2 separate regions of the Homo sapiens genome follow, and region 2 is linked to region 1. Evidence: chromatin contacts called from ENCODE Hi-C or POLR2A ChIA-PET data. All regions are on one chromosome and are shown on one strand. Each heading gives the region's core, a stretch centred on a gene start or an enhancer-like site at or near the end of the contact. The rest is flanking DNA. Distances are from core to core; before and after follow the strand shown. Region 1 has its middle 60 kb from the start of CARMAL. Region 2 overlaps CARMAL (coronary artery disease region linked MFGE8 regulatory lncRNA).

Evidence for each region. Hi-C counts contacts between places; a loop is a spot of excess contacts on that map. ChIA-PET counts read pairs that join two places held with the same protein, here RNA polymerase II (POLR2A). Pooled maps may share reads with other maps.
Region 2: a pooled map shows a loop between it and region 1 (6-fold over the local background). The contact joins two enhancer-like sites. A Hi-C loop is called at or near these places in 3 of 37 single-sample maps with no recorded cell type and 4 of 50 pooled maps. POLR2A ChIA-PET finds 5 or more read pairs at or near these places in 5 of 52 experiments (AG04449, BJ, HCT116 and 2 more).

Annotation. Positions count from the first base shown.
Region 1 is chr15:88,977,820-88,983,955 of GRCh38, reverse strand. No RefSeq gene overlaps it. Among named protein-coding and RNA genes, the nearest start is that of CARMAL, 60 kb to the left of the region's middle. Within about 2 kb of position 1,311, at least 14 of the 41 ENCODE cell types and tissues checked have a DNase peak (open chromatin) inside an H3K27ac peak, as active enhancers do.
Region 2 is chr15:89,066,600-89,072,708 of GRCh38, reverse strand. CARMAL (coronary artery disease region linked MFGE8 regulatory lncRNA) reads right to left here. Exons shown (of 4, transcript NR_183882.1): 2 at 2,518-2,618. It also overlaps a transcript of ABHD2 not described here. Among named protein-coding and RNA genes, the nearest start is that of ABHD2, 19 kb to the left of the region's middle. RefSeq lists enhancers at 4,327-4,376, 4,427-4,476. Within about 2 kb of position 4,293, at least 4 of the 41 ENCODE cell types and tissues checked have a DNase peak (open chromatin) inside an H3K27ac peak, as active enhancers do.

The sequences.
Region 1 (6,136 bases), core at 62-2,561:
CATCCATTTTATTTCATTTTTATTTATTTATTTATTTAGAGACAGGGTCTTGCCCTGTCGCCTAGGCTGGAGCACAGTGGCACGATCACGGCTCACTGCAGCCTCAACTTCCTGGGCTCAAGCAATCCTCCAGCTTCAGCCTTCTGAGTACCTGGGACTACAGGCATGCACCATCACACTCGGCTAATTTTTAAATTTTTTATAGATACGGGATCTCGTTATGTTCCTCAGGCTGGTCCTGACCTCCTGGGCTCAGGCGATCTTCTTGTCTTGGCCTCCCAAAATGCTGGGATTACTGGTATGAGCCACTGTGCCCAGCCCTTCATCTATTTGAATATTATTTCAGTCATTTCATCAAATGTCCAGGTGTGTATGGAATGGCGAGGTTATGTAACAAGGTTTGGCTTCCTGTGTCCCAGACCCCCTTAGTCACTCTTGTGGGAACGCTCTTGTGTCTGGGACCCCAGGACTTATGGGAGGGGCAATATGATATAGTGACTATGCTACCTCCTGGCTGTGTGACCTCGGCCAAATTCCTTAACTGCCTATACCTGAGTTCTCCATCTATCAAATAAGAGCACTTTTTAAAATAGGGTTGTTGTGAGGATAGAAGTTAGTACACGTAACAGAGAGGTCCATGTTCTAACCCCAAAACCTGTGAATGTCACCTTATTTGGGAAAAGAGTCTTTGCAGATGTAATTAAGTCAGGGATCTTGAGATAAGGAGATCATCTTGGATTATCCAAGTGGGCCCTAAATCCAATGACAATGACAGGGGCAGAAGAGGAGGAGACATGCAGGGAGGAGGAGACATGCAGGGAGGAGGAGGTTGGAGTGAGGCAGCCACACACCAAAGAACACCTGGGGCCACCAGGAGCTAGAAGGGTCAAGGAAGGAGTCTCCTCTTGAGCCTTTGGAGGGAGCTTGGCCCAGCCAAATACCTTTTCAGGTTCCGGTTTCCAGAACTGTGAGAAAATAAGTTCTTGTTGTTTTAAGCCACCCAGTGTCTGGCAATTTATTACAGCATCCACAGGAAACTAATACAATGCTTAAAGCAGGACTCTTCTTAAGGAAGTGAGAGTGAGCTGCTATTATGTTAGGGTTAGCTATGATTTTGCTCTCTGAGCTGTGTCAACCACAGCCCAGAGAGTGCTGGGCCACAGGAACCTCTGGGCCGTATGCTGGGACTACAGGTGGCTCTGGGCTCTCTGCAGCTTTTTAAATGGTCACTCAGGCTCCCACGCCTAGTGGATACTTCCTCTCCTGAGGATTGACTCAGAATTTCAGAAGACCTCTGGACTCAGGCCAGTTCCCACAGCATCATGGAATATCTGGCTACAGGGAGTCCTCCTGGGAGCTCTAGCAGGGGCCTGGGGCTGGGGCTGCGGCTGCAGCTCTAGCAACCTTCAGGGACAGTGGGGCTGTCCATCCTACACTGCCCCGTGCCAGAAGGTCTGTTCTGACCCAGTGTGCCCTGTCCCCTTAGATGCAGTGCCAGAGCCATCTGATTCAGGGCCGTCACCCTTGTCTAGAGCCAGCTTATCTGATGCCAGGTCAGAAGGCCTCGGCAGGAAATGCTGCCTCCCACTTTGTTCTTTTTTTTTTTTTTTTTTGAGCTGGAGTTTCGCTCTTGTTGCCCAAGCTGGAGTGCAATGGCGTGATCTTGGCTCACTGCAACCTCCGCCTCCCAGGTTCAAGCAATTCTCCTGCCTCAGCCCCCCGAGTAACTGGAATTACAGGCATGCACCACCACGCCCAGCTAATTTTGTATTTTTAGTAGAGATGGGTTTTCTCCATGTTGATCAGACTGGTCTCAAACTCCCGACCTCAGGTGATCCACCCACCTCGGCCTCCAAAAGTGCTAGGATTACAGGTGTGAGCCACCGCGCCTGGCCCCACTTTGTTCTTGAGGAAGGATCAGGCTGAAATTCTAGGAATTTCCAAATGGACTGGGTTGGCTGGAGGGAAGAGGAAGTTAAAGGAATGTGAGGCTCAGGACTTGGGGTCTAGCTGGGAAGATGGTGAATCCCTCTTCAGTCCAGTGAGTGAGAAGCCCCTTCTGGCTTCCAGCACTTCGACAGGAGCCGCACAGGATGCCAAAGGTCCGTTTATTCCTGTTCTCCGCAGGGTCTGCCCTCTCAGGATTTCAAAGCATTTATAGTGTCTCAATCATTGTGTTTGCTCAGTGGATGGATCACTGCTTTTAAGACATCAAGTAAAAATGTAAAGAGCCTAACAATGGTTAGTGAGTCATTTTATAACTAGAATTATTACCCACTGGCTTATTCTCGCTTCCAAAATTTGGGTTTTTGTAAATTGAGTTTTCTGAAGTGGTTACGTATTTAAAAGGAAAAAAAGGAGAAAAATAAATTCTGCAGTCATACGTTCCAAAGAAGTAGCTACTATATATTATTCGGGACTTTCTATGTGCCAGAAACTATTTCATTGATTGATTGATGGAGACAAGGTCTTCCTCTGTCGCCCAGGCTGGAATGCAGTGGTATGACCATGGCTCAGTGCAGCCTCAATCTCCCAGGCTCAAGCAATCCTCCCACCTCAGCCTCCTGAGTAGCTGGGACTACAGGCTCATGCCACCACTCCCGGCTCCTTTTTAAATTTTTTATAGAGATAGAGTCTTGCTATGTTACCAGGACTGGTCTTGAACTCCTGGGCTCAAGCAATCCTCCCACCTCAGCCTCTCAAAGTGTTGGGATTACAGGCATGAGCCATCATGCCCAACTCAGGCACTATTTTAAATCATTAAATATATTATCTCTTTTAATCTTTATAGTTACTCTGTGTGATAAGCATGATCATGCATCACTTAACAACAGGGATATGCTCTTTGAAATGCATCATTAGGTGATTTCTTTGTTGTGAGAACATCATAGAGTGTCCTACACAAACGTAGATGGCATGGCCTACTACACACCTAGGCTATATGGTGTAACCTATTGCTCCTAGGCTACAAACCTGTATAGCATGTTACTGTACTGAATACTGTAGGCAATTGTAACACAATGGTAAGTTTTGTGTATCTAAACATGTCTAAACATAGAAAAGGTACAGTAAAAATACTGTAAAAAAGATTAAAAATGGGCCCGGCGTGATGGCTCCTGACTGTAATCCTAGTGCTTTGGGAGGCCAAGGCAGAAGGAATGCTCGAGGCCAGGAGTTCAAGATTAGCCTGGGCAACATAGTGAGACCCCGTCCCTAAAATTTTTAAAAAAAATTAGCCAGGCCTGATGGCATGTACCTGTAGTCCTAGCTTCTTGGGAGGCTGAGGAAGGATGATCACTTGAGACTAGGAGTTTGAGATCAGCCTGGGCAACACAGCAAGACCCCATCTCAAAAAAGAAAAGAAAAAAATGGTATGGTATACATATGGTACATGTATATAGGGCACTTACCATGAATGGAGTTTGCAGGACTAGAAGTTGCTCTGAGTGAGTTCATCAGTAAACAGTGAGTGAATATGAAGGCCTAGGACATTACTATACATGTTTGTATGACTACAGCACAGTGGGTTTGTTTACACCAGCATCACCCCAAACATACAAGTAATATGTTGTGCTATCACCCTCAACATGTGAATAATGTCAGCAGCTATAATGTCACTAGGTGATAGGAATTTTAAGTTCCATTATAATTTTTTTTTTTTGAGACGGAATTTTGCTCTTGTTGCCCAGGCTGGAGTGCAATGGTGCACTCTTGGCTCACCGCAACCCAGGTTCAAGCGATTCTCGTGTCTCAGCCTCCTGAGTAGCTGGGATTACAGGCATGCACCACCATGCCCAGCTAATTTTGTATTTTTAGTTGTGGGGGTTCAGTCAGGTTGGTGGGGAAAATTATAAGCCACAAACCTTCTTGGAAGGCCTGAAGGTTTTTGCAAAAGTCTCAGGATAAGGTTATGGCTGAAGGCAACCTAATTCTTACCTTGAGTAAATAGCTTAAAGTGGGTACAAAGGAAGGTAGAGTAGTTTATCTAACTAGCTTGTTTATTCATGTGGTCTTAAGACCAACCTTTGATCATTCACCGGTGCGTGGTAGCTCCCTCCAGGGTGGGGGCGACCAGGTTAATTACTTACCCACAGGTGTGTTTACTCACGACCTTTCTCAATTAATCCTTACTGAATGCAAGTCTCGCTGATAAGTCGAGGCCATGGCTGCTGACTCTGTACAGAACCTTCCTTGGTGTCTGTAAGTGGCACGGACACTCAGCCGGATTGGCAAAGCAGAATATCTATATGTCAATGTACATTATTCATCCATTGTTGGGTCAGGGTCTGCAGGACAGACCCCCGCATTTAGTAGAGATGGGGTTTTTCCATATTGGTCAGGCTGGTCTCGAACTCCCGACCTCAGGTGATCCACCTGCCTCGACCTCCCAAAATGCTGGGATTACAGGAGGGACCCACCGCACCTGGCCCCATTATAATCTTATGGGACCACTGTCATATATGCAATCCATTGTTTACTGAAATGCTGTTTGTGACACATGATGTACTATTATTATTATTATTATTATTATTATTGTTGTTGAAACAGGGTCTCACTTTGTCACCCAGCCTGGAATGCAGTTGCACAAACATGGCTCACTGCCGCCTCGACCTCCTGGGCTCAAGTGATCCTCTTGCCTCAGCCCCCCACAAGTAGCTTGGACTACAGGTGTGCACCACCATGCCCAGCTAATTTTGTTTTTTGTATTTTTTTGTAGAGACAGGGCTTTGTCATTTTGCCCAGGCTGGTCTCAAGCTCCCGAGTTCAAGTGATCCACCCGCCTCAGCCTCTCAAATTTTGGGATTACAGGTGTGAGCCACTGCACCTGGCCTGACTGTACTGTTATTTTACCCCCTTCTTAGGGATGGATCCAGGTTTTATGAAGCTTATAAAATAGAGACGGCCAGGCATGGTGGCTTATGCCTGTAATCTCAGCACTTTGAGAGGCCAAGGCTGTAGGATCACTTGAGCCTAGGAGTTCTAGATCAGCCTGGGCAACACAGTGAGACCCCCGTCTCTACAAAAAATAAAAAATTAGCCAGGCGTGGTGGTGCATGCCTGTACTCCTAGCTAAATTTGGGAGGCTGAGATGGGAGGATCACTTGAGCCTAGGAGTTCGATCATAGTGTGAGCTATGATCACGCCACTGCACTCCAGCCTGGGTGACAGAATGAGACTCTCTTAAAAAAAAAAAATTCAGAGGACTTTCTTTAAAAGATTAAATTGCAGTGATACAGTTATAATACAAAATTAGGTAGAGAGCCTTAGCAAGTAAGTAGTCCCAAAGCTTAAGCTTCATTAGCTTCATGGCCTGATTTGAGGATGGAGAAAATTAGTTTAGAAGAATCTAAGTTTTTTTGTCCAAGGTCACACAGCTCAGAATCAGTGGAGAGGGAATTGAAAGCCAGGTCTGCCCAACTTTTCATCAGCAAATTACCCTTCTCTGAAAACGGGAATAACACATATATAGCATTCACTATGTGCCACACACATAGGAAGCACTTTACATATTTTAAATAGTTAATTTTCACAACACGCTATTATGTAGGTATTATTTTCATCCTCCACTTTTATATATGAGGACATCGAGGCACGGAGTGGTTAAGTATTAATAACTTGCCCAAGCTCTCACAGCTAATTGATGGGAACCATAAGAAACAATGAGAACTGGTTTGCTGAGGCATCCTGTTTGAGTTTGTAGTAAACAGAAACTAGAAGATGCACCCTGAGCCTCATAAAAGGCAACTTGAGCCTGAACCTCTGCTTTATGGCTTCTTTAAGATCTTACTTTCTAATCCCAACCAAATCCTTGGCTCTCAGCCTGCCTCTGTGAGAGCTTTGTCAGGTAATTTGGTTCATATAATTAGGATTTAAAGGAGAATGAGAGGTCGGGTGCCGTGGCTCATGCCTGTAATCCCAATACTTTGGGAGACCAAGGTGGCAGGATCACTTGAGACCAGGAGTTCAAGACCAGCCTAGACAACATAGGGAGACCCTGTCTCTACAGAAAAAAAAAAAAAAAAATTAGCTGAGCATGGTGGTGTGCACTTGTAGTCCCAGCTACTCAGGAGGCTGAGGTGGGGAGATTGCATAAGCCTGGTAGGTCCAGGCTGCAGTGAGCTGTGATGGTGCCACT
Region 2 (6,109 bases), core at 3,044-5,543, 86 kb before region 1:
TCATGTAGAGCTGCCTCAGTCAGCTTAGGCTAAGTTATCCTGCAGTAACAAATGACCTTCTCAACTCAGTGGCTAAATAAACCCCAAACTTAACTTTCCCTTCCCTCCCCTCCCCTCTCCTTTTCTTCCCTCCCCTTCCCCTTCCTCTCCCCCTCCTGCTCATCCTTCCCCTTCCCCTCCCCCTCCTGCTCATCCTTCCCCTTCCCCTTCTCCTTCCCCTCCTTTCCTCTTTTGAGACCGAGTCTTGCTCTGTCACCCAGGCTGGAGAGCAGTGGCACAATCTCAGCTAACTGCAACTTCTGCCTCCTGGGTTCAAGTGATTCTTGTGCCTCAGACTCCCGAGTAGCTGGGACTACAGGCCCCCACCACCATGCCTGGCTAATTTTTGTATTTTTAGTAGAGACAGGGTTTCGCCATGTTGGTCAGGCTGGTCTCAAAATCCTGACCTCAAGTGATGCACCTGCCTCGGTCTCCCAGAGTTCTGGGATTACAGGCATGAGCCACTGCACCTGGCCCAAACATTTGTTTCTTATTTGCATTACATATCCATCGAGGTCAGCTATCTTCCTCCTCATTCTGTGACCAAGGCTCATAGGAGGTTTCTAACGGAGACATTTTTGTTCTCCTCAAAAAGGAAAAAAATAAAAGTGTGACATGACTCTTACAGCTTGGGTGACCAGCTATCCCAGTTTGCCCAGGACTGGGGGTTTCCTGGGACACAACACTTTAGTGTTAAAACCAGAATAGTCTTCGTCTTCAGGTAACTGAGGTTGGTCACCCTACAATAAAGCTTCTACCCGAAAGTGGCATGCACCACTTCCATTGGCCAAAAAAGTCATATGACCAAGTTTGTCATCAGGGAGTGAGCATTATAATCGTCCAGTATTGAGGGACCCTGTAGGATAAACATACCCAATAGCAATAACTTAAGCATACCCTTAGAATGACCCTGTATGGCAGACGCACCTGAGTGTGTGCTCTGAGCTAGGGAATCTGGGAGTGGCCAACCCAGAGATTCCTTCCTGTCTATGAGGAACATGTGAGCTCCACCCCACTCCCTTCCTGTCTGGTGGAATGTGGGCCGTATAAGGGATGGAGGCCATTTGTTTTAGGTTAAATGCAGGTTACCAGGTGAAGGTTGTTAAGGGGAGGGTTTTAAGTGAAAATACTGTATAAACTGCATGCTGTTTGCAAGTGGTTGCGTTTTTCCTGTCCAGTCTGCCACTGCTGGAGACTCTCCCCTGTATGTAAGCCCCAAATAAAACCCTATGTCTTTTTTTTTCTTTTGAGACGGGGTTTTGCTCTTGTTGCCCAGGCTGGAATGCAAAGGCACAATCTTGGCTCACTGCAACCTCCACCTCCCGGGTTCAAGCGGTTCTCCTGCCTCAGCCTCCCAAGTAGCTGGGATTATAGGCGCTTGACACCATGCCCAGCTAATTTTTTATATTTTTAGTAGAGATGGGGTTTCACCATGTTGGCCAGGCTGGTCTTGAACTCCTGACCTCAGGTGATCCACTCGCCTTGGCCTCCCAAAGTGCTGGGATCACAGGTGTGAGCCACCGTGCCCGGCCAAAACCCCATGTCTTATTTGCTACCTTTGGGTCTCTTCTTTGACCTCTTGAACCTGGTGCCTTCCCTACTGAGGTTAATTAGGGTTCAGCAAAACAGACCCATGGAGAGGAGCAATGAGTATTTAATAATGCAGTCTACCACAGAGAGCAAGCGGGGGGCACACTTCAGGAAGGCACACGCCTTCATTAGGAGGAAAATAGAAAAGGAAGGCCCTTCCGGACGGCAGAGCCAAAGGCCATGAAAGAGAATGGCATGAGGAACCCCCTTCCTCCAGGGGCAGGACTAAGACCTAATCTAGAAATATTCCCTATCCCCAGGATAGGGGGCCCCTTATGATGTCAGCCCAGTGGAATTTCAAGATGTCCATAGATCAATGATTACCCATATCTGCTGTCCACATGCTATTCTAGAGGCTTGCCCACTCCCTCATGCCTTGAACCTGTAAACACTGTGTAACCTTGACCAATATCATGTCTCTCATTCTTTCCTTTCTAAATAATGTTAGAAATGCAGAACCTCAGGCCTTCCCCCAGATCTGCTGAGTGTTTATTGAGATTACCCCATCCCTGTTCTTCTTTGGCCCATGGGGTATGTGGAGGGCTGATAACTAGACTTCTTAGTTCCGCATCTCCAGACCAAGAGGAAACCACATCCAGACCCAATGTAGGAACTACCATGAGATCTTGGACTTAATGTCTGATGCTTGTATTAGGGATGCAAATAATTGTGACAAGGAGGGATACTACGGTAGCTTGTGATACTATTTCAAAATATCTGTTGCCCCTCTAGGAGTGTTCCTTCCAGGTCGCTTTCTACATAGGGATTATATTTGTAACCCACTGAACTTAGGCTTAGCCATGTGACTTGCTTTGGCCAATAGAATGGGAGCAGAATGAACACATGTCACTTCTGAGGAGGAGTTTGAAGAAAAATCACATGGCTCACCATTGTCTCTTTTTCTTCTGCCTGGAGACTAGTAATGTTCCAGATAGAGCCTGCTCCTTCAGCCTGGATCCCAGAGCAGAGTTACAGCCAATCCACAACATCTGTATAGTATAAGTGAGAAATAACTGGAGTTATAAGCCACTGAGATTTTGGTGATGTTTGTTACCACAACACAACCAAGCCTACCCTTTCTTCATGATACAAGAGTAAATAGCAGGGCATGGTGGCTCATGCCTATAATCCCAGCACTTTGGGAGGTCGAGGCAGGTGGATCACTTGAGGCCAGGAGTTCAAGACTAACCTGGCCAACATGGTGAAACCCTGTCTCTACTAAAAATACAAAAATTAGCCATGCATGGTGGTACGCACCTGTAATCCCAGCTACTTGGGAGGCTGAGGCAGGAGAATCACTTGAACCTGGGAGGCAGAGGTTGCAGTAAGCTGAGATCATGCCACTGCACTCCAGCCTGGGTGACAGAGCAAGATTCCATCTCAAAAAAAAAAAAAAAAAAAAAAAGAGTAAATGAACAAGATGACAGGAGAATGCTTCTGTGTGATTCCATTTTTACAAAGTTTGCAAGCAGGCAAAACTAAACAATATATTATTTAGGAAAAAACCTGGAGTGGCAAAATTATAAAGAAAGCAAGAACATGAGTAACACAAAACTCACAAGGGTGGTTACTTTCGATCGAGGGTCAGAGAAACACAATTGGAGAGTTCTAAACTACTAAATTATATTTACTGTCTTGTGTGTGAATTTTACAACTTAAAGAAAAAGATTATGCCTGTAATCCCAGTTACTTGGAAGGCTGAAGTGGGAGAATCATTTGAGGCCAGGAGTTTGAGGCCAGCCTTGGAAAAATAGTGAGACCTCATCTTTAAAAAAATTTACTTAATTAGCCAGGCGTGGTTGTGCATGCCTATAGTTCCAGTTGCTCTAGAGACTGAGACAGGAGGATTGCTTGTGAGCCCAGGAGTTTGAGGCTGCAGTGAGCTATGATTGTGCCACTGTGCTCCAGCCTGGGCAACAGAGAGAGATCCTATCTCTTTAAAAAAAAAAAAAAAAAAGAAAAGAAAAGAAAAGAAAAAAAGAGCTTGCCAGACTGTTTTCCAAGTGACATACCAATATCTTCTGTCCATGTGCTGTTCTAGAAGCTTGCCTTTGGGAGGCTGAGGTGAGTGGATCACAAGGTCAGGAGTTCAAGACCAGCCTGGCCAATATGGTGAAACCCCATTTCTACTAAAAATACAAAAATTAGCAGGGTGTGGTGGCATGCGCCTGTAGTCCCAGCTACTCAGGAGGCTGAGGCAGGAGAATCACTTGAACCCGGGAGGTGGAGGTTGCAGTGAGCTAAGATCTAGTCACTGCACTCCAGCCTGGGCAACAGAGAGAGACTCCCTCTTGACAAAAAAAAAAAAAAAAAAAAAAAAAAAAAGAGGAAGCTTGCCCACTTCCTCATGCCTTGAACCTGGGAAAACTCTGTAACCTTGACCAATATCATATGATGCCATATGGTGCTCTGTGACTTCTGAGGCCAGGTCATAAAAATGCCATGCACTTGTGCTTTGCTTTCTCGGGACACCTTCCCTTGGACCCCAGTTACCAGCTAGTCTGATGAAGCCCAGCTAGCCCGTGTGGAGAGAACACATGGAGGGACCACGTGTAGGTGTTTGGGCTGAAAGCCCAGCTGAGGTTCCAGCCAAACCACCAGACATGTGGGTGAAGACGCCTCCGGATGACTCTAGCCCCCAATTGTTGAGTCATTCTCAGCTTTCAAGTCTTTCCAGCTGAGGTCTCAGACACCAGGGAGCAGAGGCTAGCCACCCCTGCTAGTTGCTGTCTAATTTCCTGACTCAAAGACTCTGTATGCAAAATAAAATGGTTGTTTTGTGCTACTTACATTAGGGGTGGTTTGTTATGTAGCAGTACATAACTGAAATCATTTATACATGCACACACACAGAGTTTGTGTGTGTGTGTGTGTGTGTGTGTGCACGCGCACATGTGTGTATGTATAAGAATTTCTCCCTTGGGCCCTATAAAAATAACATTAGATGGTTAGTTGCCCACAGAATGCTCTGTGGGAGACCCTGAGGGGTAGAAGTCCTGTAGGGGAGAAAAACAGAAAAAGACTATGAAGTCTAGGGTTTGGTCTTTGAGAAAGAAATTCTCCCTTCTTCTATGGTAAAGAAGAGGAAGGTGATTCAGTATTTGTGGCCAGAGAGTCCCACTAGACCGTTTCTTTCATGTGATCATTCACTGGTTTATTGAAGAATGAGTTCATTCATTACACAGTGGCTGATCATCTACAGGCATCAGGCTGTGAGTGGAGACCCCAATGTGTCATGGTACCTACCTCAAGGTTTGGACTCTCAGAGCCCAGAAGGAAAAGATGGAGAACAAGTGAATAGAGTTTGCTCCACAGAGTGTTAGGATAGTAGCAGGCAGGAGGTGCTGTAGAACTCCAGCCAGGTCTCACAGAAGACATCTGGGGTGTTCGAGAAAAGCTGAGTATTGGGAAAAAGGCTGAGGCAGGGCTTGCATGGCTGACATAATGTAAAACAGTCTTGGAACATGCCTGGGGTCCAGGGTCTAAAACCCCTCATGGCCTTTGGAACACCAAGCTCTGTGCCAAAGGGTGGAAACCTGCCCTGCCACACCACAATCTAAGCCCAGGGCATAAAACCCCTTGTGGCTTGGACAGAATCCAGGGCTCAGGGCTTAAAACTCCTTGTGGCCTCTGGAATGTGTCTAGACTTGCTGGCTTCTTGCTTCTAGCACTCCCAGGCTATTAGATCGATTGTAACTTAAACTAGAAGAACATGTTTCCCATTATCTCAAGTAGCAGAACATGTTCCATATGCTTCAAAGAAAATGCTAAACTGTCACAGTTGTAGATCATGTGCTTGATACACTGCTTTCTTTCAACCCCCACATCCTCACCACCTGCTTCTTTGTTTGATCACCAATAAATAGTGTGGGCTTCCAGAGCTCCGGGCCTTAGCAGCCTCCATACTAGCATTGGCCCCCTGATCCCACTTTATGCACTCTTGTCTTGTCTCATTCCTTTAACTCCACTGGACTTCGTAGCCCCCATGGCCTGGTGTTGGGTCTGATCACCCCAACATGGGGCCCCACCATCAATTCACATCTCCTTCCTCAACTGTATAGAATCTGGAGCAGAAAGAGCTGTGAATCTCAAGACTTTCTGCCGCTTGTTTATTCAGAGTCCAAACTCCCTAAGTATGGTGACCTCACAAGTATCCAGACACATTTTCCAGACTTCATGGCATCTGGAGAAAGGACGACTAACACAGCTGTGCCATGCCACTGTGCAATCAGGCACTCAGCTGCAGACACCAAAGGGAACTGTTTCACTACAGCTTGACTTGGCCTCTTGGCTGGCCCGTGGCTCTCTTGGCCTGCCGCAACAGGTACCCTTCACTGAAAAGGTATCTTGCTGAGCACAGGTTTCTGCCCAGCCCTCCTGCTGTGGCTTAAGACCTCCAGCACCTCCTATTTACTTGTGTGAGCAGGCAGCCATGTTCCTCCAGGCCTTGGGAAGGAAATATGATAGGAGAATGCCTTGG